Regions from separate parts of the Homo sapiens genome. Here region 1 is linked to region 2. A link is a loop called in an ENCODE intact Hi-C map of the cell type or tissue named here. Cell type or tissue: endothelial cell of umbilical vein. All regions are shown on one strand. Links, peaks and the distances in the headings refer to the core of each region. The heading gives the core; the rest is flanking DNA.

What was found. Peaks named below come from ENCODE experiments on the same cell type or tissue, not always from the same donor. Only the 100,000 strongest peaks of a DNase experiment are listed, where the experiment ranks them.
Region 1: it touches region 2 in a loop (4-fold over the local background); 35 of 110 quality-filtered maps call a loop at or near these places.

The regions. Positions count from the first base shown.
Region 1 is chr15:35,437,629-35,454,197 of GRCh38, forward strand. It overlaps DPH6 (diphthamine biosynthesis 6), which reads right to left. Exons shown (of 9, transcript NM_080650.4): 5 at 13,057-13,175. Among named protein-coding and RNA genes, the nearest start is that of MIR3942, 74 kb to the left of the region's middle. In endothelial cell of umbilical vein, for the core only: a CTCF peak has its summit at 7,167 (motif pointing left); a DNase peak (open chromatin) is centred at 7,163.
Region 2 is chr15:35,302,072-35,318,640 of GRCh38, forward strand. It overlaps a transcript of DPH6 not described here. Among named protein-coding and RNA genes, the nearest start is that of MIR3942, 62 kb to the right of the region's middle. RefSeq lists a silencer at 6,697-6,991. In endothelial cell of umbilical vein, for the core only: no CTCF peak of the experiment used is centred there; DNase peaks (open chromatin) are centred at 3,990, 4,380, 4,740, 6,860 and 1 weaker place; H3K27ac peaks cover 4,516 bases.

The DNA.
Region 1 (16,569 bases), core at 3,929-11,928, 140 kb after region 2:
ATAGCCAAACTGGTGTGCTCTGCATGTCACTCTGCATGGTTCTGTCAGAAAGAGGGGTACCTTAGGATGAGATACAGGCCTAGTACTCCACAGGCCTGTTGTTCAACCCAGGCCAGCAAACCAGTCAGTGGCAAACTTTGCTGCAGGCCTCTATCTTGTTTTATGTCCTTGGAAGCATGACCTGTAACCATGTGGCAGTGCTTTGTTCTAGCCTCTGCCATTTTACAATGGCAGCCTAGGTTCAGTCCTGGCTTAGGGAATGAGTTCTTTCTGGTTTGATATTTGCATGACCTTTACCATTTGTTGATTCTCTTCCCCTCCACAAATCACCTTGAATTTTCCTTCCTCTGAGTCCCTGGGAGGTTACCTTGGTAAAATTTGAAAGCCAAAATACTGGCCACTTGGCATGGTTAAAGTTGGATAATAAGGGATTTAAATGGATTTTCATAAACAGCGCTGAGCTAAATTAAAAATGGATACCCAAGTCATAGGTATATTTAAAGACCTTTATATTTTTCTCTTCTTGTATCTCGTTTTTCTGGAAAAAGTTTTTTTCTCAGTTGACTAAATTCTTTTCTCCATTTTGTCTTGCCACCCTTAATACACACATGAGAGGCCCTAAGATCATTTCTTTTCTTTCTTTTTTTGAGATGGAGTCTCTCTCTTTCGTCCAGGCTGGAGTGCAGTGGTGCGATCTCAGCTTACTGCAACCTCCATGTCCCTGGTTCAAGCGATGGCCTGTGATTACTTGGGAAAAACAGAAAAGGTGCCAAGGATTCCATTTTGGGAGAAGCCTCCGTTTTCCTCGTGGAGCCCCAGGAATTAGAGGCGGATGAATCTTTCTCAAAATTTGTTTTTGTCTTCCAGCTTTACCTGTTTATTAGGTCCTAGAAACTGCATGCTTTCCTAGCCCTACTCTTAAAGGGCCCCATTTGGAGGCCAATAGCCCAGTTAGGAGATTGGCAAACAGAATATCCTATAACTATTGGATCTGCTTCTGTTTGTCTGTGTGGTTATATATATGTTGTGTGTGATGTCTACAAAAAGAGAGCTCTTATTAATTGGCCTAAAGGAAAATAAGCACCTAGATCAAATATCTTTTAAAGGGAAGATAAAAAGTGTGGTGCCCCTTTTAGTTCATGTGACTTTAGTCTTTGAGAAACGGAAACAGCCTTGGAGATTACTGGTAAAATGCAAATGCCATCAAAATGTAATTTTTTACCTGGGTTTATAGGATTATTTTAAATTAGGTAAAATAAAGCCAAAGGTTTAAACAAGTTGTGGAAGGTTTCTAAAAATTAATCTTGCAAAAGAAATTCTGTGTGTGAACACTGACTAGATTCAAAAGGGTATTATATGGTTTTTCTGTAAATTGAGCATTGAAATAAAAGCACAACAAAGTTTTCCTAAGGTACTAATCTGCTTTTTAGCAAAATTTATAAAGAGTTATAAAAGGTTTATGACGATCTCACCTCACGGTCAAACTGGTTAAGACTGGATAGAATTGTCTTTAAGATTTCATTAGAAAATTAGGGTTGATATTAATAGCTGAAATGTTGATGAATATCAAACAGAACACGAGTTAATGGAATGGACCGAACTAATGAAAAACTGAGTAAGCTTTTTAAACTTTTCTTTAAAACACTGCTGATACTTATTTTGTTTTCAGAGTCAAGGCAACTTATTTTGAGCTATTTATAGCCTTTAATAGAGTGGGGTATACTCCTGTGAACAAAATTTGGAGCATATTTGTTTCTCTCTGCCTGGCTTCTCTAGTATTTGGACACTGTCAGCATTCTTAACTTATGACAATATGGTTATTTGCATCAGTGCAATAAGAATCCATTTTCTCTTGCAACAGGATGCAATCGGAGAAACTGGTTGTTTTATCAAGGCTTTGACTGGAAGGGTATGCTTCCTTTTAAGGAATCAAGCTCAACTTGCAGATCCAATAAAAACCGCTTGGGAAAACTGTCTATAGTAGATACCCTGTCTACATAGTCCCTGTACAAAGTTCCTAACCTGTGGTGAGTAAAGAATGTCACTTGCTAACAGGTCCAGGAGCCCATGTTCTTGGGACCTCAAGAAGAGAGGAGTTCACCCAACTCATAGTCATTAAAGTGTACAAACCCATGGCAGGGCTTGGCTTTAAAAAAGGAAAAAAAAAAAAGTCCTATCTGAGATTCCTTGTAGAATAGAGTTCCATCAAATCCAATTTAAAAAGCCCATGTAGAAATAATTATTCTTTGCTCCACATTACGCAAATAATCAAGCCAAGTATGAGACTAAAGTTATTTTGCAAACAACTCAATCCTATTATGCTTTGTTTTTAACAAAAATGAGGACTGGAGAGAAATTATGTTTCAAAACTTACATATTTATCATTAAATTCCAGACTGATTAGTTGTTTTTTAAGTTCTTGCCTACATTTTAGGCTTACACTGCTTATTCCTGTGAACCAACCAGCAATCTCTGGCTGCAGCTCAGAAGGAACAAAAGGGATGGGTAATGTAAAAATCTGGTTCAATATTTTAATTCTGAGCAATTATCCTGAAAATCCTGCCAGGTGATGGGAGTAAATAAGGTGCCCATAACCTGGAGGTTTCCTTTTTGGGAAAATAAGACAAAGAGGGCTAACCAAAGCCAAGCCCCATGCACCCAAATCTTAGCAACCCTGACTATAGTCACCAGTTATCTAGGCATGTCAACAGCCTTGGGATTTAAAAACTGTCCTTACCCACCCCTTTTTGTTTCGTTTTGACATGTTTTCTAATAACCAGGTTTGTCTCCTCTTGCCTTCAGGCCATCGAACTCCAAACAGTCATGCAACTGGAGCCTCAAACAATGGCCCCCTTTAAGCGGGGAACCTTAAATAGGCCTCTGAGGGAGATCTGATTCTGTCTTCCCAAAACAGTACCCCCTCTGTCAGCAGTATGCAGTAAAGATCAGTCTTTATCCTTATCCCTATCCTTATCCTAATGGCAGTTATATGTCCTTCTTTAGAAGGGGGAATGATAGAGGCAGGAGGCAGATAAGGGAACCCGCACAGGGTCTTGCCTGGGCATGCCTGCAACAGACTGGGGGTCTGCATGATCACTGGGAGAATGGGGAGGAGCCACCAGGAATATGTGCCTTATGCACCAAAAGCAATGGCAACAAAAGCCAACATTGACAAATGGGATCTAATTAAACTAAAGAGCTTCTGCACAGCAAAAGAAACTATCATGAGAGTGAACAGGCAACCTACAGACTGGGAGAAAATTTTTGCAATCTATCCATCTGACAAAGGACAAATATCCAGAATCTACAAGGAACTTAAACAAATTTACAAGAAAAAACAAACAACCCAATCAAAAAGTGGGTGAAGGATATGAACAGACACTTCTCAAAAGAAGACATTTATGCAGCCAACAAACATATATATGAAAAAAAGCTCATCATCACTGGTCATTAGAGAAATGCAAATCAAAACCACAATGAGATACCATCTCATGCCAGTTAGAATGGTGATCTTTAAAAAGTCAGCAATCAACAGTTGCTGGAGAGGATGTGGAGAAATAAGAATGCTTTTACACTGTTGGTGGGAGTGTAAATTAGTTCAACCATGGTGGAAGACAATGTGGCAATTCCTCAAGGATCTAGAACCAGAAATACCATTTGACCCAGCAATCCCATTACTAGGTATATACCCAAAGGCTTATAAATCATTCTACTATAAAGACACATGCACATGTATGTTTACTGCAGCACTATTCACAGTAACAAAGACTTGGAATCAATCCTAATGTCCATCAAAGATAGACTGGATAAAGAAAATGTGGCACATATACAGCATGGAGTACTATGCAGCCATAAAAAAGGATGAGTTCGTCGCCTTTGCAGGGACATGGATGAAGCTGGAAACCATCATTCTCAGCAAACTAACACAGCAACAGAAAATCAAATACCACATGTTCTCACTCGTAAGTGGGAGTTGAACAATGAGAACACTTGGATACAGGGAGGGGAACATCACACACCAGGCCCTGCTGGCGGGTGGGGGGTTAGGGGAGGGATAGCATTAGGAGAAATATCTAATGTAGATGATGGGTTGATGGGTGCAGCAAACCACCATGGTACATGTATACCTATTTAATAAACCTGCATGTTCTGCACGTGTATCCCAGAACTTAAAGTATAATAAAAAAAATGATGAGCTCATATATGTATGTGTGTGTGTATACATATATATACAAACACAGTGGGAGAAGGACAGAACCAGGAAATCACATATCTAAATGTAAGAGCTAAAAGTATAAAACTCTTAGAAGAAAACATAGGAGTAAATCTCGTGACATCAAGTTAGGCAATGATTTCTTAGAAATAACATCAAAAGAACATGTAATCAAAACAAAAAAATGATAAATTGGACTACGTCAAAACTAAAAATGTTTATGCTTCAAAGGACACCACCCAGAAGTAAAGAGAAAACCCACAAAATGGGAGAAAATATTTAAAATCACACATTTGATAAGAGACTTATACTCAGAATATATATTAAAGAAAACCTACAATGCACTAAAGACAAATAATTAAAATATAGGCAAAGGATTTTAATTGACATTTCTCTAAAGAAGATATACAAAGGGCCAATAAATGCATGAGAAGATGGTCAACATCATTAGCCATTAGAGAAATGCAAAATAAAACCACAATGAGATAAGACTTTACATTCACCATGATAGCTATAAGAAAGACAGAAAATAATTAACTGTTGGCTAGGATGTGAAAACCTGGAACCCTCATTCATTGCTAGTGGGAATGTAAAGTGGTACAGCCACTTTAGAAATCAGTTTGGTGGTTGCTCAAAACGTTAAACATAGAATTATCATATGACACAGAAATTCCACTCCTAGGTATATACCCAAGAGAAATGAATATATAGGTCCAAAGAAAAACTTGTACACAAATGTTCATAGGAGCATTATTCATAATAAAGAAAAAATGGAAATGACTCAAATGTCCATGGACTGATGAATGGCTAAATAAACGTATCTTTGTAACAGAATATTATATGGCAACAAAAAGAACTCAATTATATATGCTATAATTTGGATGATTCTTGAAAACATTATTCTAAGTGAAAGAAGCCAGTCACAGTGACCACATATTGTAGGATTCCAATTATATGAGATATCCAGAATAGGCAAATCTATAAAGATATGAAGACACAAAGTCCTCATGGTGCTTAAAGCTGGGAGCAGTGGGGCAGGGGTTGGAGGCAACTTGAGAATGATTACTAACGAGCATGAGATTCCTTTTTGGGGAACACAAATTCTAAAACTAGACTGTGGTGATGATTGCACAACCTGTGAATACACTAAAAAAATTGAATTGTACATTTTAAGTGGGTGACATGCATAGTGTATTAATTACATTTCCATAAAACTTAAAACATAAGGAATGTGTAGTCATAGTAGCTATATGCTCAGACAATACAGATAAAAAGATCTCTTAAAAATGAGAGGGGAAATTCATAAAAGCACATACAAAAAATTCTTTTTAACTGTTCTCAGAAATTATATCATCAGTAGTGGCATTAGCATTGTTATTCTGAAATTGTCTCATATATTGTTACCATTTTAATATAATATCTATATCTATTGGTATGCTGAGTCCCAACAAGAGTTCTCTGGAGCAGAACACATTATTATTTTTATTACTTACAAAGAATAAGTAAATAATACTGTTCTGACTTTTCTCTGCCCCAGCTCTTACTCCAGGAGCAAGGTGATGAGAAAGAGATATAATCTTGCAAGTAATTTCATCTACCACAGGCAAGGGGTCTGGAAAAATAAATCTGAGTACTGATTTAGGAAAAAAGAGGCAGCTGTTGTCCCTTCCCTTCTGAGAGTTTCCTTGGAAAAGTAAAGGGAAGGATATGTGCTTTCACACTTTGGAATGTAAATAAATCTTCCTGAGGGGAAAAACTAGTGTCTCCAGCTTTACTACCCAAGAAATGTCTCCAAGGTCCTGGTCTCAACCCTTCCTTTGAAATGTAAACAGATACCTCTAGAAAGGTAAGTCTCTCTGGAGTTTTCACTTAACTGTTCAGTCATAAATTAAGTTCTAAAGCTCATCTTTTAGCCTAGGTCCCAAGTTTCTGTAAAATTTGCTCAGAAGGTCCTAACTGTGCAGAAACATAAGGATATGTTCTCTACAGCCCCACATACAATGTGATATTTATTTTATAGTGTAATACAAAATAAATATGAAGTTGAGTTAAACCAAGATAACAGCTTGTCAAATCAGACTCAAACAAATTGGACACCTTACCCAGTTTCAACCTTTTCTGATAATTTCAAGAAGAGAAGTAATCAGGCAGCCTAACAAATAAGGTAGAGTTCCAAGACCATCAGAACAGCTCTCCAGGTCCTTCACTGCTATACTCTGGCCCAGATTGGCACATGAGGTCAACTAGAATCACAATACCATTCTCTGTTTCTTCCCAACAAAAACAACCTTTTTAAATGCACATTCATAGTCACAGTGACTAGGTTAGTGACTAGAGATTATTGTTCAATAAATTCGGGATTCCATTTGGCTTGAGGATATAATTATACATAGCATAGTATAGGTTTTAAAAGTTATTGGCTTCCAGATGTCATTATGCAACAAGCTCCCTTCAGGATAACATAATGTCATTCCTTTATCCTTCCAATTCTAATCAGTGTAGCATGAGAAAGACAAATTCCCTTTTTATCTGTGATACTTCGGCCATTGGAGAACAAATATAAAGGCCACACTGTTCAGCAATGTCCCATAATTTAGGCTAACCATAGTGTTTCCATAAGTGGGCATCCTTAGCTTGGCTACTAGAACTGCTGGTCATTGATCTTTAAAAACAACAACTTCCATAGCAATTGGAATATTCAAGAGTCTTTCTTCAATATTAGCTTGGCTACTAGAACTGCTGGCAATGAATCTTTAAAAACAACAACTTCCATAGCAATTGGAATATTTAAAAGTCTTTCCTACATAAGAGTATAAGCCCTCTTCTTGCACTGTTGACCAATATGATGTTCCATTAAATACTCTATGAGTCCAGTCATTTAAAGCTTTCTTGTCCCTCTAGGGCCATTTCCAGATGCAGCCAGTCTCCTGGAAGAGAGCTCCCTCTAGTGTCTCTATTTGGATTAGCAAATCCTTTTCATCACGAGCTTTCAGGAACATTATTTTGGTCTGATTTGGTATGATATTAGTAATGGTCCTCAAGACCATTACTAAAAATGCCTTCAGAATATCAAGACAGCAGAGACAATACTCATCAAGCAACAACATGGGTTATTACTGTGGTACATTAGTAAAATTTGTACAATTTAGAAAAATAGTTTGCACACATACAAAAAAGTATCATGAGATTGTCATTTGGTATATTATGTATCAAATACAGCTCTCTCTGGGTGTGTCATAGGCTTTTCACAAACATACTCTGCATAACTCCAGAGAGGAGTTGTTAGTAACATTTATTCATTACATTACATCCAAATCCATCTCCCTCAAGGTGGTCTTCCAATTCCCTTAAATGAATTCCATTCACATTCACATATTCTACATTAGAAGGAAATCAAGCTGTAACAGGCAGTAGAAATCTGCTCTCCATTATACCTAGGTAGATGTCTTAGCAACATATTGTCTTGATTTATGTCCACAAGGAGTGCAAAAGTCCTACTGTTCCGAATCCTCCATCTGTGTACTTTAATTAGTAATAGTCAAATCATCATCATCAAAAAAAAAAAAAAAAAAGAGATCTGAATGGTAAATAGTTGACCCTTGAACATCATGAATATGAACTGCCTGGATCCACTTATATATGGATTTTTTTTTCAATACGTATATTTGGAGAGATGTGTGACAATTTGAAAAAACTCAACATATGAACCATGTAGCCTAGAAATACTGAAAAAATTAAGAGAAAGGTATGTCATGCATGCATGAAATACATGTAGCTGTTCATGTATTTTATCATTTACTACCATAAAATATATACAAATCTATTATAAAAGGTTGAAATTTATCAAAACACGCACATATCATTCACAGGTGAGAGAAAGGTAAACAAAGATGCAGCATTAAATCATAACTGCATAAAATTCACTATTATTATCTATTGTTACTACTGTATTAATTTTGTAGCCAACTTACATTGCCACTGCGGTGAGCTCAAGTGTTGCTAGTGTCTGCTTAAAATACTATGTGATGCTAATCATCTCTGCATGAGCAGAGCAGTTTCTGTCTCCAGTAAATTGTGTATCACAGTAAAAAGTGATCTCTAGTGGTTCTTGCATATATTTCATTGTGTTTAGCGTAAATACTGTAAACCTCGAGTAACAACATGGGACCCATACGAACTGCCACTAGTGATGCTGGATGTGTTCTCAAGACGCAGAGAAAAGTCATGACATTATAAGAAAAAGTTGATGTTCTGTAGATCAAGATCTGCAGCTGTGGTTGCCTGCAATTTCAGACAATGATTCATTTTGTAAACAGATGACATAAATTTACAGTATTGATAAATACAGTACAGTACTATAAGTGTATTTTCCCTTTTTTTTTTTTTCCTTTTTTTTTTTTTTTTTTCTGAGACAGGGTCTTGCTCTTCACCCAGGTTGGAGTGCAGAGGTGCAAAGACAGCTCACTGAGGCCTTGACTTCCCAGGCTCAAGTGATTTTCCCGCCTCAGCCTCCCAAGTAGCTGGGATTACAGGCACACACCACCATGCCCAGCTAATTTTTAAACTTTTTATAGGCATAGGTCTCCCTATGTTGCCCAGGCTGGTCTCACTCCTGATTCAAGCGATCTTGGGCTCCTAAAGTCCTGGGAATACAGGCATGAGCCACTGTACCTGGCCTCTCTTCCTTATAATTGTCTTAGTAACATTTTCTTTTCTCCAGCTTATTTTATTGTAAGAATATAGTATGTAATACATACAACATGCAAAATGTGTTAATGGACTGTTATGTTTTTGGTAAGGCTTCTGGTCAACAGCAGGCTATTAGTAGTTAAATTTTTGGGGTGTCAAAAGTTTTACGTGGCTTTTTAACTGTGCAGGGGGTTGGTGCTCCTAACCACCTTGTAGTTCAAGGGACAACTGGATAGCCTATAAACCAAGAAATGAGTTGTAACTGTAGTGAACTGCTCCTACATTGAGTCATCAAGGGGCACTCTGCCATTTTATTCCTCTAGATTACATAGGTGGAATCTTTTTTTTTTTTTCCTGAGACGGAGTCTTGCTCTGTCGCCCAGGCTGGAGTGCAGTGGCGTGATCTCGGCTCATTGCAACCTCTGCCTCCTGGGTTCATGCCATTCTCCTGCCTCAGCCTCCTGAGTAGCTAGGACTACAGGCGTCCACCACCACGCATGGCTAATTTTTTTGTATTTTCAGTAGAGATGGGGTTTCACCGTGTTAGACACAATGGTCTCGATCTCCTGACCTCGTGATCCGCCCGCCTCGGCCTCCCAAAGTGCTGGGATTACAGGCCATAGGTGGAATCTTTAAGTAGAGCTATACATCACCAATTTCCCTTCTCTCCAGAAAACACATCCAGAGTGTTCTCTCAACATCAGTTAGGTGAGCATCAAATTTGAGAGAGATATCCAAGACAACAACTCAACTTTAGCAAGAATGGAGTAGCTTGGTATTTACCACGGAGAGATACCAAATACCTTATTATTTTCTAGCTCTGAGGCTCTGCCATGGAAGGTCACATGGTTACAGCTCTCCACAGAACTTGAATTCACTTATAATGCCTTTCTATCTCTTATACGTCCCCCCCCGCCATTTCCATCTATTACCTGTTTTGACCCACACCCTTTTCCCCATGATTGGGCTAACTGGCTCAACGGTTGTATTATAAACCCACAGGGACAGTAAAACAGCAGCCTTGTTAGCACTTCTCCTTGGCAGATATTACAGGATTTGACAGATAAGAATCACAAGACACTTGGCTTGTGTTTATGGATAGGCCTTAATTTGCCTACACAGAGTGAAGTTATCCATACCCCTAAAGGCCTTTAAGAATATGCACTGTCAATGTAATGTATTGATATTGTGTTTTGTGCATTGACAACACTTTCCTTTGGTATGTGCAACTTTAAACTCGAGCCTAGGACCATTGGATCAGGCAAAACTAACAAAAAAAAAATCTACGAAATGGGAAAGATATATAGTTGTGTACTTGCCTCCTCCCCCATCATCTCATTCCTATATCGCAATCCTAGAAAGCTTATAAGTAGAGTCCTAGCATTATTTCCTTTCATAGTCAATGTTACTACACCATCATTTAACTGAACAAACTAACCCTTAAACCAGTATAGTTTTTCTAGTGATCAATTTAGTTACTTTGCAAACAAATATATCTTTCAAGAAACAGGAGGTTTTCCAGTAATAGGTAAAAGTGGTCTCACGTTTTTCCTTTATCATTTCTCTCTCTTTTTTAGCAACTAGATATATCCTGCTAAAAGCAGTCCAAAGATACTCTTCCCCTCTAGTAAATACCATTAGTGATTTTTTGTTTCTTTGTTTGTTTTTTGCCATGAGGTCTATAATTATATGTTTATAGAAAGATTATAGAAGTTCTTTCTTCTTTCTTTCCAGGAAGCCTACCCCAGTTACTGGAAAGAATGGATAATAGATCTGCTATTTGGTCTTTTTGTTCCCAAAAATTATGGGATTTTCTAATAAATAATATCTCTTGTGACCTTGATAATCAAGATTCACTGTGGAAGAAAGAGTGCAGTGATGGAATACAGAATTATGATAATCCTTATGTTGTCTTGAATTTGATTGTGAAATATCATGAACTCATGAGTCATTAGATATACACATACAGACATATATCATTTCACATTCAAAGAAATCAGGGCTTCCTGAAAAAAAGGATGTTCTAGGTCTGGGATAGAAAATGTGTAAGATGACCACTTCGTGGCAGCACTGTTTATCACAGTGCCAAACTGGATACTACCTATATGTCATCAATAATAGAATGGACAATTAAATTGTGGTGTTAATTAAATTTAATTAAATTACAGTCTCCCACAAGGGAACACTATACTACAATAAAAATAAACACACTATTGCTTCAGTCAATAATATGGATGAGTCCCTTAAAACATTATAATGAAACAAAGAAGCCAGAAATTTTATGAGTTCATTGATGCCTATAAGACATAAAGGTTACATACCATAATTATAAAAAATATATTTGTATGCATTCATGTAGAACTGACCTTTTTCTATTATAAGACCATTTCATAGAAAAATGGTCCACAAAATTTTACTGATCCCTCTCCCCCACAGAAAGGTCTTATTGTCTCATTTTTTTTTTTTTTGCTTAAATCCAAAAAAAGTCCCTTTTTTTTGGCTTAAATCCATTTAAAATTGTTCTGATAATTTTAAATGGGAGGAAAAAGGCTTAGCAACCTATATTGCATCATTTATATGTTTCTATGTCTTCAGAAGTACTGTGCCATTTAATAAACCTTTCTTTAATATTATTCTAAAGAATAACTTTCATCTTTGCACACCTATAGGCAGTCAGCACACAGGCAGTGCTGTAAATGTTAAAATCAGATCTATATTTTTGTTACTGAGATGCCAAAGACAAATCAGCTCAGTTTTTACATTTTACCCAAAGGCTTGATAAAGCTAATTCCCCATCTCTAATCCCTACAGAGAGGCACAGATAGAAATGAAAGAACACACAATATCGGTTATATACTATTAAAAGATGGCAATAAGGTCAAATTCTTTGACTATCTTTTCAATAAGGGAGGTCTCTCTGGGTCCTAATCCAGTCTTTTATCTATCGGGCAGTAAAAGGAATAGTATGTGTACCTTTCAGTGAGACGTCACGTGAACTTCATTATGGAATTATGTAATCTTAGAAAATTCAAAGAGAGAGTGAGAGACAAAGAAAAAGCAAGAGGGAATACTCTGTACAGAGTCACATAGAAATTCATATGACAAATATAATAACGTTAATCATGAGAGCTGCTCAGCAACCTTTTCTCAGAAATAAAAACATAATATCACTCAATCTTTCTTGTTTTAACAGCTAAGGAGATCAACTACAGATTCACTAAATAAAGGCTTCAACTGAAGACAACACCTCAACTTCAGCAAGAATACAGTAGCTTGGTATTTACCATGGAGAAATATTATGGGGTCTGTACTATTTCTCTTAATTTTATTTAAAAACTGAATGTATCTGTAAAATCTTCTACAGCTTGAGACCTTGTTATTTCAGAGATCTGCAAGGTAAACACTTTCAAATGAGGTACATGATTTAGGCTTTGGGAACTCTCAGGTTTCAGGGCATTTTCTATAACAGGTTCACGAAATGAACAGACTGGGCTCAAACCCTACGGTTTCTCAAAAATGAATATAATTATAGAAATTCCAAATAAATTAAATGTGCTCATATGTAATGTCCATACTTGAATCAGATTACCACCTGCCTGCTGTGTCTATGCTAACTAATCAGATAACTTTTTCTCAAACATGATTTTCTCACCATCCCCAACAAAAACCAGTACCCTATTTATTTTTTATAACAAAAACAAAACCATCATTCTATTTTAGCATTATTCAAAATATGCTAAAAAATACAAGGAAAATGTTTTGTGTCAAATACATATTATAAAAAGCTTCCAAAAAACCTCAAAACAAAACAAAAATAACCCTTGTATTTCCTGTTTCCTACAAGCCTAAATTCCAAACCCTAAAAAAAAAAGAACTTAAAATGAAGGACTATAATACAATATCAGTTTTAGAACCTGTTATATGTTAAAAAAAAAAAAAAAAGCCTTACTAGTAATCACTTCGGCAAATGGTCAAAAGACCACTTTAAAACTTCCTTTTCTTTATGCAAGGAAGGTGCTTACTCAATTTCTTCAGCTGTGACTCCACATTTTTATATTCTAAATCAGTTTTCTTTGTTCATTTTAACTACTTATTAGTGAACTGAGATCATCTATGTGGCAACAAACAGCTCCCTTGATAGTTTGGCTGCATACCCAAAGCTGCTACTTTGATGATCATTGCTTGAATGTTAGATGATATCATCTCTCTGAGCAAATCTTCCTGGTTTCTCTGCCAAAGATAAGCTAAAGGCTGGAGATTAAGCCTTTTACACCTACAAAAGAAAAAGAAAAAGAAAGTCAGATGATCTCTTAATGTTTTATACTTGGATCCACAGCAATTACTTTGATTTGAAACATAATGCTTCGTTCAAGGATTTTAGCATTGAAAATGCTTTTAAAAACATATTTTGCATAATGTTTATATATACAACATAAACATATTTAATTTCCATGGGTTATGCATAAACTGATAAAAATGAAATTTCCAGGCACACTAGAAATATTAATTTTAGTAAGACTCTTAGTTTAGAAATCTATGTAAAAGAATTTACAAATGCCAGTATACTCTCATTTTTAAAACTTTCATGGGTATCAAAATTTTGAAGCATATGTAAAGTGGGCCAATAATTTATCCTAATAAAATAGCCACATATTTATTAAATTAACAATAGCTACAGTTATGTGAACTATTCTTATCTACTAACTTTGAATTTTTTTTTAAGAATTTGAATAAAAAGAAAATAGTAAGAAAAAAAGTACAATGCTGCAGGCACTGTACTAGATATTTTCCATTATTGGTAAAGTAGAAAAAATATAGGTTTTGGAGTGAAGACACATCTGAATTTAAAACCTCATTTTGTACTCTAGCTGCATGGCTTTTGAAGTCAAGTAAAATCTAAGTCCTTGTGCTTAGTTTCCTAGTTCATAAATAGGGGCAAAAATAGTTCCTTTCAAAGTTCTTAAGAGGATTAAAAAATGTGAAATGAAATCATCCTTTCCTTTTCTTCGCATTCCACATCCAATCTACCACAATGCAGAATGTGATCATTCCTCACTAACACCACTGCTAACAACCTCGTTTGAGCCACCATTCTCTCTCATGTCAACATCCTAATTTCCTTCCCTGCTTCCACCCTCACCCTTTTAAAATCCATTTTCAACACAGCAGCCAATGTGATCCTTTTAAGACATAAAATAGGACAGGCGCGGTGACTCACGACTGTAATGCCAGCACTTTGGGAGGCCAAGGCGGGTGGATCACGAGGTCAGGAAATCGAGACCATCCTGGCTAACACGGTGAAACCCCGTCTCTACTAAAAATACAAAAAATTAGCCAGGCATGGTGGCGGGCGCCTGTGGTCCCAGCTACTCGGGAGGCTGAGGCAGGAGAATGGCGTGAACCTGGGAGGCGGAGCTTGCCGTAAGCCGAGATTGCGCCGCTGCACTCCAGCCTGGGCGACAGAGCGAGACTCTGTCTCAAAAAACAAACAAACAAAAAAAGAAGACATAAAATAGATCATAGGATTCCTCTGCTCAAAACCCTCCAGTGGCTCCCCATCACTCCATGGATCTCACCCTGTTTAGTTCCTGCACTTTATTTCCTACTACTTATTCTCTTCTCACTCCATCCTACCACTCACTGCTGCCTGCTCATTCTTGCCTATTACACTAGTTTCGTGCCTTTGCTTAAATGTCACTTTCTCAGAGAGGACTATAATTGTTTAATGAATTAAAGGTAATATAGATAATGTAGTACAATGCCTGGATAAAACAGGTATTCAATAAATGATAGTCAAAGCCAAGTGACTTGCCCAAGTCATACACTAACTGGCTGAGATCAGATTTCAAACCAAGAATATAGCTCTAAAACCCAGTGTCTATAAGGTTTATAAGTAAAACCCAGCGTCCCTAGCATCTGTAAGGCTGCTTGGCCGACTTCTCTGGCCTATATTGATCTCTCTCTCTCTCTCTCTCTCTCTCAGAGATCCCAATACTTATTAAATGTACCATGTTTGGTCATTTATTCATACATGGCCTTAAAAATATCACTATTTTTTTCATTTACATATACCCTGACTTTCAAAAAACCAAAACCTTCCTCATTGCAGAGATTGTTGCGTGTAATTTTCCCTTTTAAAATGTCTCAGAACATCTAAAGCAATGCTGAAGCAGTTAATAAATACAAAAAGAATAAAATGTGAACTACCCATGTAATACAAACATAATTGCAGAATGTAAAGTGTTTAATAGATGTCACAAGTTCAAATTCAGCAGTGATTTACAGAGTAAGTTTATTTGAGCCATGATATTTTGAACTGTTAAAGAACTTAAATAGGTTAAAAAATTTTACTTAAGTCTATAGTCAAGAGATTTTGAGGAATTTCAAAGCAACAACCACGAATTTTACGATAAGGACAGGAAGAAAAAACTTTTTGTCCATAAAAAAATAAATCTTAGTTTAAAAAGGTAGAGAGGCTGTTTTGATTAGTAGGCATTAAACACTGGGTGAGAGGACAGCAAGAACTAGTAATAATACAACACAAACTAAAATTTGGGCATAGGCTAATTCAAAATTGAGTTTGTGGACCAATGGACTCCCAGTAACATTACTTTTGAAGTTTCAAGGATAAAATAATTGCAGATATGCTTTATAATATAACGTCTGTTCATCTGTTCAACCGTGTGTTGAAGTGTACCAGTGATTGTGTTTTGAGAAAGTCTCTACCCATGGGCATGACATGTGCCCTTCTTCCATATATATATACACATATATGTAATGGGCAGCCTCCTAATCAGGAGCACATTTTTATTTGGCTTTTTAACTTTCATAAATAGATGTCATCCCTATCTCCAGTTTGGCTACCCATTAAAGCCTGTGGGTTTGAACTTCTTAAAAAACACTAATTTTTAAACTAAATAATTCTCAGAGAATATGATCTAAAACTTGATGACAATACTATTATTTCTAATGTCTGGCTTAAGGGATATGCAATTCATCTCCATCTGCAGATCAGTTGTTCTCAACGGTAGATCTACATCTAGGTAGAATGTAAGGAAAAGTTTCTCAAAATACACATGACCTCCTTCCCCACTCCATCATCATCATCCATCGTCCAGAGATTCTGATACACCTCTAAAATGTAAGATCATATTTCTCTTCACTTAACTATGCTTTACCTTGTTTTCCCTTCATTCACTCTTAAAATTCTGTATTTTTTTTAACTGCCCTAAATCCACCATGGAATTAGAGAGAAAATAAATAAAATAAAAATGAAACAAGTGTTCAAATCTATTAATATGTAGGTTTTAAATGAGATAGTAAATAGGAATGTTTCTTTATCAAGAATATAAAAATATTATATAAATACAGCCATTATCTTATTCTATTTATCCTTTTGACTAGCAAAATCACTTATTTGTAGGTCAAATTGTGCTTAAGAAAAATAATGCAGTCCAATTTTTTTTGTTAATATAATTATGCCCAGAATCTCTATAAAATATTATATTTATCTAGATAAATTAAAAATGAAAAGTAAATTCATTCAGGTGGTGTCTTGCCAGGCCAACATTAAATAACCAATATTATCATTTAACCTCATGATTTTTGAATAGATCAATAGAATTGACCGTTTTGGTATGTGCAGTTACAGACTAAATGCTTCACTA
Region 2 (16,569 bases), core at 2,993-10,992:
ATGCATACAAAGGAAATATTTATATATAGAATAAAACCATCATATCTAGAACTAAGACAAATCAAACTGAATACCAAATCTTTGGTAACAAAAGGGAAAAGGTTTCCACTAATGTAAATATATACTTGGGGACATTTATTTTCTCATTTCAGTTATCATTTTCAAACTATGCTGTATTTTCTGTATAACCCATTTTTCATCTGCCCAATTACTAGCAATCTCTTTTCTACTATCAAAAATGATCATTTGTTTCTTTATTGTAGTAGATAAAACATCCTTTCATTGTTTCAGCTCACAAGCTGTGCAGATCCTACCCACTGTTCTTGCCTCCAGCACTTCACATTATTGGTGTATTATTTCATGCATGCCCTACTCTTTTATCAATTGCTTTTGAAGTAATGTTAATAGACTAGAAAATTGAGACATTTATGAAGTATAGGCAGTGTTTATGAAAAAATCCATAAAATATGACACAGGCAAGACAAGATAAAAGCAGCATTTTAATAGATTATGGCAAAGAGATCCTGTCAGAGTTTGACAACTGACTCCTTCGAGATCACTAATTTTTATGGGATTAATTCTGTGGTATAAAAAATGAAGTTAAATGTCCTAATTAATCTGTAAATAGCACACCCACAATTAAACCCTGTGGTCCCTTCTTGGATTGGGGCTGCAGTGATTTTTGAAAGTAATTATCTCAAATTCACAATGAAGACGATTTTTCTTTTTTTTTTTTCTCATGGCATTTCAGCTAAATAACCACCTGAATTCAAACTTGAATAGGGTCTTCTTATATACAAATCAGTTTGCAGATTTGTGTGGAAACATATTGATTAGATTTGTAAGCTATATACTTATAATGGTTTCTATATTAAAAAATAAAATTTGGAGAAATGGTGCAGAAAGGAAGTGGTCAAGAAAAACTAGAGTTTCTCCATATTGGGGCAAGTCTTCTTTGTTCTACAATTTAAGAACCCCAAAGGGTTGAGTTTCCTTCTCTTACACAGGTGACAATGTGGTGGTGCATTGTCTCTTACACAGCAGTTAGAAAGTACATTACATTGGAGTTAGAAAATAAAGCACTCCCTGACTTTTCCATCATGATGCTGTGGCAGGGTGCTCCAGAAATATTAGTTCCATTCCTCTTCCTTCCTTCCATCTTTAATATTTGAACTTAATAATACTGTCTATAAAGGTGCGATGTTATCTATATGTAGTCAGATGAAAGTAATACAATTTATTAAATATAAAATATTTTAAAATATTTTTATAATAGCGCTAATAAGAAGGCATACTAGTCTTTATGATTCACATTCATTATTTAATTTCTTACCAATAGACGTTCCAATGACAAATATTACTGCTACTGCCTTGTTAGTAATTAGGAAACCAAGATTCAAAGGTTTCCTTAAACCTTTAAAGAAATTACTCAAATTATATATATATGAGGTAATAGAACAGATTCTTGAAGCTAGATCTCCTGATTCCAAATCCTATGCATTTTTCAGTATAAGTATACTGTGACGTTACAGCTTTGCAATCAAAAATAACCTGATGATAAAGTAAAATATTCTACCAGTTTTGGTGAAGAGAAAATTATTCAGATCAGTTAGCTCTGGAGTTAAAAAAAAAAAAGGGGGAGGAGAGGTTAGTGTCTATTTACTCTTCATTTGATATTCTATATTTTGGAGGAATGGGAATATAGTCATCTTTTTTCCCCTTTTTTTTTAAAGAAGGATACTAATTTTCTTTATTGAGTCCCAGGATAAAGTAGGATTGCAAAAGCTAATCATTTTTTTTTCATTTATACTCTAAGGCCCTGGTAATAGGTAAGCCGTGATTATATTCCTGAAAATAATATTGTAGCAAAAATGGTGTAATACTGCCAGGTTTGAGAGAAAGCTCTTTTAAGTTGCCATTACTTGGCAAAGTAGTACTATTGTTAAGAAAATAAAAATCTAGTTTTCTGATTTCTTATAGTCTTTCTTATATAAATGACAAATATTTTGGCTGAACTGATACACTGATGTGGTTAATTTGATTAAATGATATATTTATCTGATTATCTAACAAACTGAATAATATAGGCTAGCCAAAACCTTTCACATCTCACATGAGGAAACAGAAAATTGAGAGACACTAAGTGATTTGCTCAAGATCATGTACAGATTATATTACAGATTCCTGACTAGAACTCACTACTGCTGATTGTAAGCCCAAGTTCCTTTCCAATACATTACCTTCCTTGATTTTATCAGAATATTATTCAGTCAAAACCTCTGGCACATACAATCTAAGATTTTAGCACACCCTCTGATGGAACATCCTTCAACAGGTGAAACATTTAAGAACAGACAGGCCCAGTATTATAAACATGATTGCAAAGAGAAGTCCTAAGCTGACAGAAAGAGAAAATAATAAATGGTACCTTTTTCATCTCTAAACTCTCTAATTCCGAGAAAACACCCTAAAGCCTTTGCCTTGGTAAAAAATATTTGAAATGCCAAATCCAGTTATCAATTCATCTCTATGTGTGTCGGGAAGGATTACCACAGTTAAGTATATTCTAATCCTGTTTATACCCAGCATTACTCCTGATGTTCCAGTAAGAGTGCCTATTTTTATTTTTATTTTTGAAGTGACACTAACCTGAGAAGAAATAAAAAAACAGTATGTTTAAGCCATTCTTCAAAGCTCATCTCTATGAAGCTATTTGGATGGTAAAAAAAAAAAAACAAAACTCAGCAAGCTGCAGCTAAATTACATAGTCTCACCCTCACATTCTCTGAATACAAATAACAAACGAACGTGATATACTTACAGAGTTTGATAATCAAACTTGTAATTCTGCTTATTTTATGCTGTTCTGCCCTAGAATTGAAAATATAGACAACTAGTCACAGAGGGACACTTTTAATATTATTGTTTTCACATCTTCACATGACAGCAAGGGAGATCTCCTTGTATGGTATGGTGAATACAACATGGAATTTTTACATGACCAACTCATATACTCATTAAAGGTACTGAGATATCCATAAAGGTTTGAAGTGTTTGATAATGTCTGTTGAGTAAGTAAACTTGTTGTCTCAAGTCAGGTAGTACGCTGTTGGTTCTACTATAGATGATGCTTCATTTTAAATATCTTTAAAGGGCACACAGTAACTCTTTTCTAGGGTGTGTTTTGCCTCCAAATAATTATTAATAACACCCCTTACACTCACAAAGTGTTCAACATCATTAAATAGAAAACAATGACTAAGGTCTTAAAGAATGTTGAGCTATTTTTCATGACTTTAACCACATACTCACACTGTGAAACAACAAAATTAACATTTTCCAAATCTCGTATGTTTTTAGTTCCTGATTATTCCTGTGATTCAAACCACTTTAGTTTTCAGTTTTAGATTATTCTGTTTTACATTCAATTACCAATTTAGGAAGTTCATAATTGACTTGAGATCTACCATCTCTTGACTTGCCATAAAACCACCTGTATTAAGTATGAGGAAGTTTGAGATAATTACACAGGAAATTATGAAGTATTGGTTATTGTGCTTAGACCATTTAAAAAGCACGAAAGATCTTTAAGATCTCACATAGACAGAATTCTATACATATCTCTAATAAAGATCAGTTACAATTTAGTATTCAACTTTTGTAAGAAATTTTGTTTTTTTATAGCCATCAACCAGAAGACACAAAATATAATTACATTAAAGTAGTAAAAAATTAGCATGACATAAATACTCAGACCTCAAGGGTCAAAAAGCTAAATCGAGTCTTATAATTTTGTAGTGGTTATTCTGTTATTCTTGTTTTGGGTAATTGTATTGCTGGAACACTAAGGTTTTAACATCTGTGCACTTTGGATCACCTTAAGCCAGCTGGTTCCTTTCAAAACTGCTCATCTTTTGTTCTTCCTATGTTCTGACCTGGGCCCCTAGCCTTAAGACAGCAGTGTGCTTTCTGCAGCCAGGATATCCTCTTCAAGACTGTCAGACAATCTCAAATGATTGATGTGCTAGTCTGGTGCTCTGGTATTTTTCCCTTTAGTAAGACTCCAGTAAATCTACAGCTCATTCTATAAGAATGCTAATTAGATCACTTTTACTAACTTCATGCATGTTTTTCTTGTTCTCCTGTATCTTTGGAAGTGAGCTTAAAGTTTATAATACAGTGTGTTTCTAAACTGTTTTTTATAATATTACATAGAAATAAAATACATTTCCCACCAAGGGAAATAATTCAAGTGATGCACTCAATTGGCTCTTTTCTTTCTAGAACTGCACCATGCATCCTCACTATGCTTACTCTTATTGGGAGCCTGCTCTACCCTCTCTGAGGTCATGCCCCTTATTGAGTCATGGTGTTCTATCATTCAAAGCCAAAGCAGGGCAGAGTCAGGCTCTGTTAGGCTATCAGGCTTGTGTCTTTGCTGCAGAGCTGTTTTCACATAAAGACAGACCTCTATCAACCTCAGGGCATTAATTCTAAACCTATTGCCTTAACACAAATTGTACCACGTCTCTCAACCTGTTGATTTTGGCTTTGAATTTCATGATTGATTGCCCTTTTGGGGCCTTACATAACCTCCCATTCTGAGGCTAAGAATTGACTTTCTGGCTTCAAACTTTTGCTTTCATTCTTGACCATATTTGGACTTTATCTCCAAATAGGTTACCTCCCTCAGTAAAGTTCAGGTCACTATGGTTTCCAGAACCTGTAATTACCTCAGCAGAGCTCTCTGCAGAGAACACACCCAACATGTTCAGTCTGATTCCAGAAGTCAGGCTCAGACTGAGAAAAGTCAGGAAGCAAAAAGACTGGGTGGATGTTGTCACGTGGCCCTTAAGAACAAAGGCAGTTTCAGAGCGAGGTGGCCGAGAGGAAAGAGAGCATTTCAGGGATAAAGAAAAGTAGATAGGAAAGTCTGGGCAACTTTAGGGCTTTTATAGTATGACTGTGCACAGTACAATCACAAAAATATGTTTAGTTCAAGTCATTTAAAAAGCTGTAATCTAGTATATTTACATTAAATTGTTTCCTTATTAGTGGCAAGAGAAAAACTGATAACCACACAGTAGAGAAACTGGGCACTACTCTGACTAGGTCATCAAAATTAACATCCCCGTTGAGGGCAGATGGATATAGTGTGCCTCCTGATGTGACACCCTGAGAAGAGCACATCATCTCTCACTCTGTATTGGGCACAGAACATGTCACCTCAATCTACCCACAAAGAAACATCATGTAAAACCAAAACAAAGAATTCTCTATTATTAAAGATGGAATTACAGTTTTCAAAAATTTGAATGCTATAAAAGCAAAACAAAGCTTTATAGAAATGCTCCAGATTAAAGGTGACTGAAGAGACTAAATGTAATACCTGATCCTAGGTTGAGTCCTAAAAACAGTCCCGACCCTGTTTTTCCTGAGGAAAAACAACAGTATAAAGGATATCGTTGGGTTAACTAACAAAATTGAAATACAGATGAAGGATTAGAAAAATGCATCAATTTTAACTTTACTTGTATATAAAACAATATTTTTATTTTTAGGAAATTTTTATTTTTAGGTATTGTAGTATATAGGAGTAAAGGACCATGCTACTACTTTTCAAAAGGTTCAGAAAAAATGTGTTGTGCATGTGTATACACATATACATATATGCATATCTTATGTGTGTGTATATATATGCATATATACAAACACACACACACATATATTCAGAGAGATAAAAGAGAATGAGTGAGCACAGTTATCTGGTAATGCAGATGGAGCAAATGTCAGCAACAGGTGAATGATGGTACAAAATATATAGATATGTGAACATTCTAGTATCATTCTTATTCATGCTACTTTTCCGCATGTCTGAAATAACTGCACAATTAACCTCTGAGGAAATAAAAACTTCTGGTCAGCCATGGTGGCTCACACCTGTAATCCCAGCAATTTGGGAGGCTGAGGTGGGAGGATTGCTTGAGGCCAGGAGTTCAAAACCAGACTGGGCAACATGGTGAAACCTCTCTACAAAAAATATAAAAATTAGCTGGATGTGGTGGCGTGCGCCTGTAGTCCCTGCTACTCAGGAAGGTGAGGTGGGAGAATCACCTGAGCCCAGGAGGTTGAGGCTGCAGTCAGCTATGATCCTGTCACTGCATAAATAAATAAATAAATAAATAAAACCTCTAGAATGTCAAAAGCTTCTATGATTTACCACAAAAAAGTATGTGAGGTGATGGATATGTTAATTGGCTTGATTTAATCATTCCACAATGTAAATGTATAGCAAAATATCACATTGTATCTCATAAATGTATACAATTTTTATTTCCAACCAAAAATAAAATAAAGTAACCCTCCCAAAACAAGCAAAACAAAACAATTGTCAGGTATGGTGAGGGGTGGGGAAGACCTGAGGAAGGCAGGGGAATTTTTACAGTAACAGAAATCTCTTAATTTAAGTGCCTGGTGGCCAAAAAGAAAAAAAAAAGTACTTGGATAACCCATAATTGGAAAGACAATTCCTACCGAAATGAGTTTATACCTATACCCAGAGAAGATTCTTTCTTCTTTATATGCCATAAACATTTAGGAGCTGAGATAGTTTGTATTTTAAGGAGACATATGTAAAAATGATTTTAGGTCTTAGTGCTTCTGTTATTTGTACTTCTACACACTAAATATAATAAATGTAATTTGAATGTAACAATAAGAGGATCAACACTATGGAGATAGCAAATATATGCTTATCTGAAAGTTAGCAGATAAGGAAGTACTGCCAAAATAAACAAGCTGAGAGTGAGAACGGACATTCAAAGTACATTATTGTGTTACTGGAACATCTGGTACTAACACTGTCAAGTTTACATACATTCTCAAATGCTTATTTATGTAACAATCAGATGCTAAGCATTCCAGCTGCACTTGTAAACTTTTTATGAACTGAAGTCATATGCACAAGCTCAGCTAAATATACTTCACAGAGGGAGGAGCGTGAGGAAACTAAGAACTCTCACAACTGAAGTCTGATTGCAGTGCAGCCTTCTGGCAGTGTTCTGGACCAGTGTCTGGTGTGAGAGCTAAGCTGCTGGCTCCTAAAAGATTCATTCCATTCTAGCAGCTAGAATCAGAAATGCCTAACCAATGGGTCAAACATAATTTGGCAGTTACCGTTTTTAGACATAATTTTCTCAGAAAAGAAAATGATATCAGGAAAAGAAAACAGAGCAAAGGACATGATGAAGTAGGTCATTAAGAAAGAGAATATTTAATATTCAAGTGAAAAAAATATTTTCCTCAACCCATCCTAGAGCTAGCACAGGTAGAATGACTGATTGTGGCAATGCATAAATTAGAAAAGACAGCATAAAAAGAGGAAGCATGTTTGTATGATAATTATCTCATATCACTCCTAATGAAAATTAGTTGTGTGAAACTTTCCTTCTTAGAGACAGAATTCATAGTAACTGCCTTAAACCCATTTTAAAGAGCGAAAAGGCATAGGGGGAAATAAGTATTTCATGCTGTTTTTCTCCTCTACTAACAAAAGGAAGTTAGATGAACCAATTTTCCTCAAAGTTTGCCAATCATTTCTTTGATGAAATTTCTAGAGTATGAAATGTTGCAAAATGGAACTAATTCATTAAGTTGTTTATTTTCTGAACAGTGATCTTAAAAGTGATTCCTCACAGGTTGAGGTTAAAAAGACATATTTTTTGGTAAAAATAAAATCCCTTTGACTTTTAAGTGCCTGGCACATTTCTGAAAGTTACCTTTAGAATTAATCAGATGTTTCAGAGTGATGTGATCTTGAAATGTGAATATCTATAATCAGTGGGATCCTCCTGTGTGCATTTTTTGGCTGTCAGTAGCACTTTTCTTATGCCAGCTCTTGAAATCACAACTTTTGGGCCTAGAAGAAAACTTTTTTTTCCCCCTGTGTCACAGTAGTTTTAGAGCAGTGACTCAAACTTAGGTGAACATTTGAATCACTTGGAAACCCAGAACCCATTCCAGACCAATTAAATCAGAATGAAACTCATCCATCAGCACCACTTAATTTTGTAGCCCAGATTGAGAACACCACGTAGAACGAGAATGGATATTCTTTAGGGACAGTGGGATTCATTTCACAAAAATGGCATTTTTGCAAAATAATTGAAGCACTAGGCATTCCCCATGCTGTCCTCTAACCAGGCTCCGGAAATTTAAGGGTTATAATTACAACAGCTTTAACTCTTCAAACTCCATCTTTTTGCACATCTTAAAAAGGGCCAGTAAGGGACTGTTCTAGGGTAGGCAGTCCAGCCTTGCATGCTCTGTGGCTTCTCTCATTTTACCTGAGGAACAGTGGGGCGAGAAAAGAGGATCTTTTTTCACTTTTGGCAGGTCACAAAAAAAGTAGCAATTTTTGCCTACAAAACTACATTGCAATTATGAACGTGAAGAAGGGGTTAGGATGTAGGTGGAAGCTTAAATCATAAACAGGACAGGACATAATAACCTTATATGAATGCCTTTTAGAACTACTCAAAACAATATGTCACATATATATAAATTTCTGTGTAATAGTACTAGCTGATAGAATAACCTGAAGTTCAGCTTTAAAAAGAATGACTATTACTAATACTACCTTCTGATTACTAATAGTACCTTCTTTAATGCTCACTGTTCTGTTTAGATCATAAATTGGCCGAGTGTGGTGGCTCACGCCTGTAATCCCAGCACTTTGGGAGGTCGAGGTTGGTGGATCACCTGAGGTCGGGAGTTTGAGACCAGCCTGACCAACATGGAGAAACCCCATCTCTACTAAAAATACAAAAAAAAAAAAAATTATCCAGGCATGGTGGCACATGCCTGTAATCCCAGCTACTCAGAAGGCTGAGGCAGGAGAATCGCTTGAACCCGGGAGGAGGAGGTTGCAGTGAGCCGAGATCACTCCATTGCACTCCAGCCTGGGCAACAAGAGTGAAACGCCACCTCAAAAACAACAACAACAACAACAAAAAAAAAAACCCAAAAAAACCAGATCATAAGTTATACTAAAAGAGATTGGAGAATTATTATTGAGCGGAGAATTCAGTCTAAAAGGAGAGATAAGATACATGAATTATACGTAGTACTCAATAAACATTAGGTGCCATATGATTATGGTAATTATTAATTTAAAAACAACAGGTTTTAAAGGCAATTTACAAGTACTGAAAACAAAAATGCACCCCCTCAGATTTCAATCACATCTTGGCAACTGAAGACTGCTTTTTTTCCTCTACATCTCCACAAGTGGTTATACAGTACCATCTTTGAAAATAAATGGCAGTCTTCTTACTCTTTTTTCTATACAAAAATATAATTCAAGATAATTACAAAAAAATTTCTGTCTTCAAATATCAGAGGAATTTGTCTACAATAAAGCTAATTTAAAAATTATTACCAAATAGATGCCCTCCTTATGACTATTAATCCAAGTTTAGAAATTTACGTTCAATGCTTTGGGACAAGAAAGAAAAAAAGACATACACACAGAGAGCGAGAGAGACAGGAATGGCATTAAGATCTGCTTTAAGTACAGTTATCTGAAATGTTCTCTTGTTTTGACTTATTCCAGAAGGAAAACTTGAAACAATGATTAAATGAGTATAAGTTACAAAGAGGCATATTTTAGCTCAACATAAGGATTTTTAAAATAGAGTTGTCCAACAGAATGGATTGTTTCAGGAAATGATGAGCTCCTTTGCTGAAGATATCCAAATTGAGACCGGATGAGCATATGCCAAGGATGCTGCAGAAAACATTTCTGCACTGTGTGGGAGGTTAGCCAACAGTAGATGATGTCTTAGGTTCCTTCCAACGCTAAATTTTATAATCTTATGACTATCCAAACACGAATAACTACTTTAATGATACAGAGTCTGAAGCCTGGTTAAGAAAATGAAAAAAAAAAAAAAAAAAAAAATAGAACAGGAAAAACAAACAAACTTTACTTGGGTACCAGGGAAAACAGACTATATGAAGAAGTTTCATCTTTTTTTAAATGCTGAGATAAGGAAAGCTACTATATTTTAAAAGCATACATTTTATGACGCATGCAATTATTTTATAAAACCTAGTACAAACAATAAAGCATGCATTTCCAAAAGATAAATGAGCTGAAGAATAAGAAATTATTTGCTGAATGATTTGTACAATTATTGAATTACAGAAGGGTATAATAAGGTAGGCAGAAAGCCAGTGAAGGACTGAGCAAGGTTTTTCCACAGTCTCACAGTCCTATGGAGACAAAAGCTAGATTTTAGAAACCTCCAAGGGAGAGGGATTCTGATTAAAAACCCCAGGATCTCAACTGGGAATCCAGGTGTCCACAAACTGGAAAAGCAGAGATAAACAAGAGGCAGGCTGAGTATTACGAAATCTGTAATTGAGTCCCAGAATTAAGATAATCTGCCAACACTCTGCTGGCCAAACAGATTCATGGAGAGAAGTAACATTATCCAGAATCACTACAGTTTAACAAATACAATATTCAGCATTAATAAAGAAAGGAATAACAGACATGACACAAAACAGGACAGGAGGGGAAAAAACCCAGATCCACAGGTGACTCATTTATTGAAATTATTTGCTAAAATTAAAAAGAACTCTATTTCCTTCTTTTGCATATAGTTATCTGGTTTTCCCAGCATCATTCATTGGAGAGACTGTCCTTTCCTCATTGTATGCTCTTGGTGCCTTTGTCAAAGATAAGTTGGCTCTAAGTGTAGGGATTCATATCTGGGTTCTCTAGCTTATTCCATTGGTCTATGTGTTTGTTTTTATACCACTACCATGTAGATTTGGTTACTACAGCTTCGTAGTAAATTTTGAAGTCAGGCTGGGCGCAATGGCTCATGCCTGTAATCCCAGCACTTTGGGAGGCTAAGGCGGGTGGATCACTTGAGGTCAGGAGTTTGAGATCAGCCTGGACAACATGGTGAAACCCCATCTCTACTAAAAATACAAAAAAAAAATTATCTGGGTATGGTGGCAGGTGCCTGTAATCCCAGCTACTTGGAAGGCTGAGGCAGGAGAATGGCTTGAACCTAGGAGGCAGAGGCTACAGTGAGGTGAGATCACACCACTACACTCCAGTATGGGCTACAGAGTGAGACTCAGTTTAAAAAAAAATTTTTTTTTTTTTTTTAAATCAGGTAGTGTAATGTCTCTAGCTTTGTTCTTTTGGCTCAGGATTGCTTCGGCCACTTGGAGTCTTTCATGGTTTTATATACATTTCAGGATTTTTTTTTTTCTATTTCTGTGAAGAACATCCTTGGTATTTGGATAGGGACTACATCGAATCTGTAAATTGCTTTGGGGAGTACTGTCATTTTAACAATATTAATTCTTCCAATCCATGAGCATGGAATATCTTTTCTTTTTGTTTTCTCTTCAATTTCTTTCATCAGTGTTTTATACTTTTTATTGTACAGATCTTTCAGTTCTTTGGTTAAATTGATTCCTAGGTATTATATATTATTCGTATCTATTGCAAATGAGACTGTTTCCTTGATTTTCTTCTCAGATTGTTTGTTGTTGGTGTATATAAACACTACTGATTTTTGTATCCTGCAATTATTGAATTCATTTATCAGTTCTAACATTATTTTGGTGGCATCTTTAGGTTTTTCTAAAAAAAATCATGTTGTGTGTGCACAGGGCTATTCATACACAAAAATTGAATCGAAATTGACTTAAGACTTAAATCTAAGACCTGAAACTATGAAACTACTAGAAGAAAACATTGGAGAATGACTCCAGGGCATTTGTCTGGGCAAGTATTTATTTTGTGTAAGACACCAAAAGCACAGGCAACCAAAGCAAAAATGGACCAATGGGATCATGTCAAGCTAAAAAGCTTCTGCACAGCAAAGACAACAATCAATAGAGTGAAGAGACATCCCACAGAATGGGAGAAAATATTGCAACCTATCCATCATACAAGGGATTAATAGCCAGAATATATAAGGAGCTCAAACAACTCAATAGCAAAAAAAAAAAAAGAAAATTAAAAAAATGGTCAAGAGCTCTGAATAGACATTTCTCAAAAGAGGACATACAAATGGTCAACAAATATGAAAAAATACTCAATATCAGTAATCAGAGAAATGTAAGTTGGTGCAAAAGTAATTGTGGTTTTAGCATTGTTGAAATTTGCCATTTGATATTGGAATACGTTTTTAAATACATGTGGTTATGTCATACATCATTTTAATGCATATTTCTCATTTTTTTTGCTAATGACTTATTACTTGATATATATTTTATGTTTATTTTAGGCTATGGAAATGATGTTAAACAAAAAGCAAATTCGAGTGATTTTCTTATTTGACTTCAAAATCGGTCATAAAGCAGCGGAGACAACTTGCAACATCAACAACGCATTTGGTCTGGGAACTGCTAACAAATGTCCAGTGCAGTGGTGGTTCGAGAAGTTTCACAAAGGAGACAAGAGCCTTGAAGATGAGGAGCACAGTGGCCAGCCGTCGGAAGTTGACAACAACAGAGAGCAATCATTGAAGCTGATCTTCTAACAACTACACGAGAAGTTGCCAAAGAACTCAGTGTCAACCATTCTATGGTCATTTGGTATTTGAAGCAAATTGGAAAGGTGAAAAAGCTAGATAAGTGGGTGCCTTAAGAGCTTAGCAAAAATAAAAAAAATCATTGTATTGAAGTGTCGTCTTCTCTTTTTCTGTGCAACAATGAACCATTTCTTGATGGGATTGTGACATGCGATGAAAAGTGGATTTTATACCACAACTGGTGATGATCAGCTCAGTGTCTGAACCGAGAAGTAGCTCCAAAGCCACTTCCTACAGCCAAACTTGCACCAAAAAAAGGTCACGGTCATTGTTTGGTGGTCTGCTGCTGGTCTGATCCACTACAGCTTTCTGAATCCTGGCGAAATGATTACATCTGAGACGTATGCTCAGCAACTTGATGAGATGAACCAAAAACTGCAATGCCTGAAGCTGGCATTGGTCAACAGAAAGGGCCCAGTTCTTCACGACAACACCTGACCTCATGTCGCACAACCAACACTTCAAAAGTTGAATGAATTGGGCTACAAAGTTTTGCCTCAACCGCCGTATTCACCTGACCTCTCACCAACCAGCTCCCACTTCTTTAAACATCTTGACAACCTTTTGCAGGGAAAATGCTTCCACAACCAGCAGAATGCAGAAAATGCTTTCCAAGAGTTTGTTGAATCCTAAAGCACAAACTTTTACACCATAGGAATAAACAAACTTATTTCTTATTGGCAAAAATGTGTTGATTGTAATGGTTCCTATTTTAATTAATAAAGATGTGTTTGAGCATAGTTATAATGGTTAAAATTCATAGTCCGCAACTGCAGTTACTTTGCAACAGTGACATATTATCTCTCCCCGGTCCAAATGGTTTATGTCAAAAAGACAGGCAGTAGCAGATGCTGGTGAGGATGTGGAAAAGGGGAACCCTCATACACTGTTGGTGGGAATGTAAATTAGCAGAGTGACTATGGAGAACAGTATAGAGGTTTCTCAAAAAACTAAAAATAGAACTACCATATGATCCAGTAATTCCACTACTGGGTATATATCCAAAAGAAAGGAAATCAATATGTTAAAGAGCTATCTGCACTCCCATGTTTATTGCAGCATTATTCACAATAGTCAAAATATGGAATCAACCTAAGTGTGTATGAACAGATGAACGGATAAAGAAAATGTGGTATAGATACACAATGAAATATTATTCAGCTGCAAAAAAGGCCCAAATCCTGTCATTTGCAGCAACATGGATGGAACTGGAAGTCACTACATTAAGTGAAATAAGCCAAGCCCAGAAAGACAAGTAATGCATGTTCATACTCAATGTAGGAACTAAAAAAGTTGATCTTGAGAAGATATAGAGTAGATTGGTGGTTACTAGATGCCAGGAAGGGTAGGGGGAAGGGAACTATGAAGATAAATTGATTAATAGGTACAAATACATGGTTTAATAGAAGAAATAAGACCTAGTATTTGATAAATCATTAGGGTGGCTACAGTTTACAATAATTTATTGTACATTTCAAAATAGTTAGTAGAGAATAATTCAAGTGTTTCTAGAATCTTAAAAAAAGTTAAGGTGATAGATATTCCAAGTATACTGATTTGATCTCTACAAATTATATGAATGTATTAAATTATTTACATGTACCCCAAAACTATGGACATCTGTTATGCATCAAGAAAAAATTGTTTTAAAAAAGACATGTGATTAATATGTCAAAAATAGATGATAGGATGAATAATTTATAGATTCCAGAGAGCTGGCTGGAATGTATAAAAAAGAACTGAAAAGCAACCTGAAACTTAAAAAAATGTAATCACTGAAACTAAGGACTTAATAAATAGGTTAAATAGAATACTGGAAGCTGAAGAGAGGCTTAGTGATTTAGAAGAAATGCCAGAAAGTATTTAAGCTGAAACTTGGTGAGTAAAAAGAATGGAAATACTGAAAAGATTATAGCTATATAGGCCTGGTAAAAAGGTGTATCTAATTAGAGTCCCAGAGGGAGCAGAAGAGAAAAAAATAAGACAGAACAATGTAAGTAATAAAGGCAAAGAATTTCTGAAGTGAAAGACATGCGGGCAAAGAAAACAGCACCTAGGTATAGCACAGTAAAACTGATGAAAACCAAAGACAAAGGACAAAGAAAAAAACCAGAAAACAGATAAATGGCAAAACTATACATTATCTTCAAAGGTATAGCAGTAAGAATTATGGTTGACTTCTTAATGGAAATAATAAAAGACAGACAATGGAAATATATCTTCAAGATGCCAAAAGAGAACTGTCTTTCTAGAATTTTATACCCAGCAAAAAACTCTCTAGGGCTGGGCACAATGGCTCAACCCTGTAATCCCAGCTGTTTGTAAGGCTGAGGCAGGCAGATTGCTTGAGCCAAGGAGTTTGAGACAAGCCTGGGCAACATGGTGAAACCCTATCTCTACAAAAAATACAAAAAATTAGCCAGGCGTGGTGGCATGTGCCTGTAGTCCCAGCTACTTGGGAGGCTGAGACAGGAGGATTGCTTGAGCCTGGAAGGCGGAGGTTGCAGTGTTCTGAGATTGTGCCACTGCACCACTCCAGCCTGGGTGACAGAGAGAGACTCTGAAAAAAAGAAAGAAAGAAAGAGAGAGAGAGAGAAAGAAAGAAGGAAAGAGAGAAAGAAGGAAGGAAAAAAGAAAGAAAGAAGGAAAGAAAAAGAAAGAGAGAAAGAAAGAAAGAAAAGGAAAGAAAAAGAAAGAAAAGGAAAGAAAAAGAAAGAAAGAAAGAGGAGGGAGGGAGGAAGAAAGAGAGAGAGAAAAAGAAGGAAAGAAAGAAAGAAAGAAAGATACTCTCCAAACAAGAAGGCAAAATAAAGACATTTCCAGACTAACAAAAGCATGTAAAATTTTCACCAGCATATTCTCACTAAAATATATACTAACATGAGTTCTGCTGGACAAAAAAAAAAAAGAAAAAAAGAAGATTCCAAATGGATACATAGAAATTCAGAAAGGAATGAAATATGACAGAAAGAATAAAAATGTGGGTGAATATAAATGGTTATTGATTGTAAAAAACAGTAATTATTATGTCTTCTGGGAGCTAAAACATATATAGGACTAAAATGATTAATAACACAAAGGATGGTAATAAATAAAGTTAAAATATTTTACAGACCTAGCATTGTCCAAGAAATGTAAATATCTGAAAAGTTATATTACGTTGTAATAAGTCCAGGCAATATATTGTATTCCTTAGCATATGCAGTAAAACACAGTAAATGAATGTATAATTAATAAACCAATAAAGGGGGGAACAGAATAATGAAGAATGCCTAATTAACTTAAATATTGTAAAGAAGAAAAAAAAAGGAGCATATAACAGGAGAGAGGCAGAAAATAGAGGATAAGTATAAACACAAATATATCAGTAAGTATATTAAAAGCAATTGCTCCAATTAAAACCCAAATATTTCCAAACTGGATTAAAAGTACAACCAGATGTTGCTTAAAAGGCATATCCCTTAAATACAAGGATAGAGAAAGGTTAGAAATAAAAAAGGTGGAAAAAGATATACTATGGAAATATTAAGCAAAAGAAAGTTGGTATAGTTATTTTATTATTGAAGTGGAACATGTAGCAAAAGAAAATCCACCAGGAAAAGAAAATAATTCTAAATTTGATTTCACATATCTTCAAATAACTAAAGCAAAATCTGACAGAACTTAAATGAGAAAACAAATCCATACAACCACCTCTCTCAGTTACTGATAAAGAAAAAATTAGCAAAGATATAGAAGATCTAAAGAAAACTTTTAGTAAACTTTACTTAATTGGCATATATATAACAGTGCACACATTGATAAGAGAATACATATTCTTTACAAGTGCATATAAATCAGTTTCCAAAATTGATTGTGTGCTAGGCCATAAAGCAAGCCTCAATGAATTTAAAGAAACTAAAATCATATGAAGTACATTCTTTGACCACTATTTAATTAAGCTAGA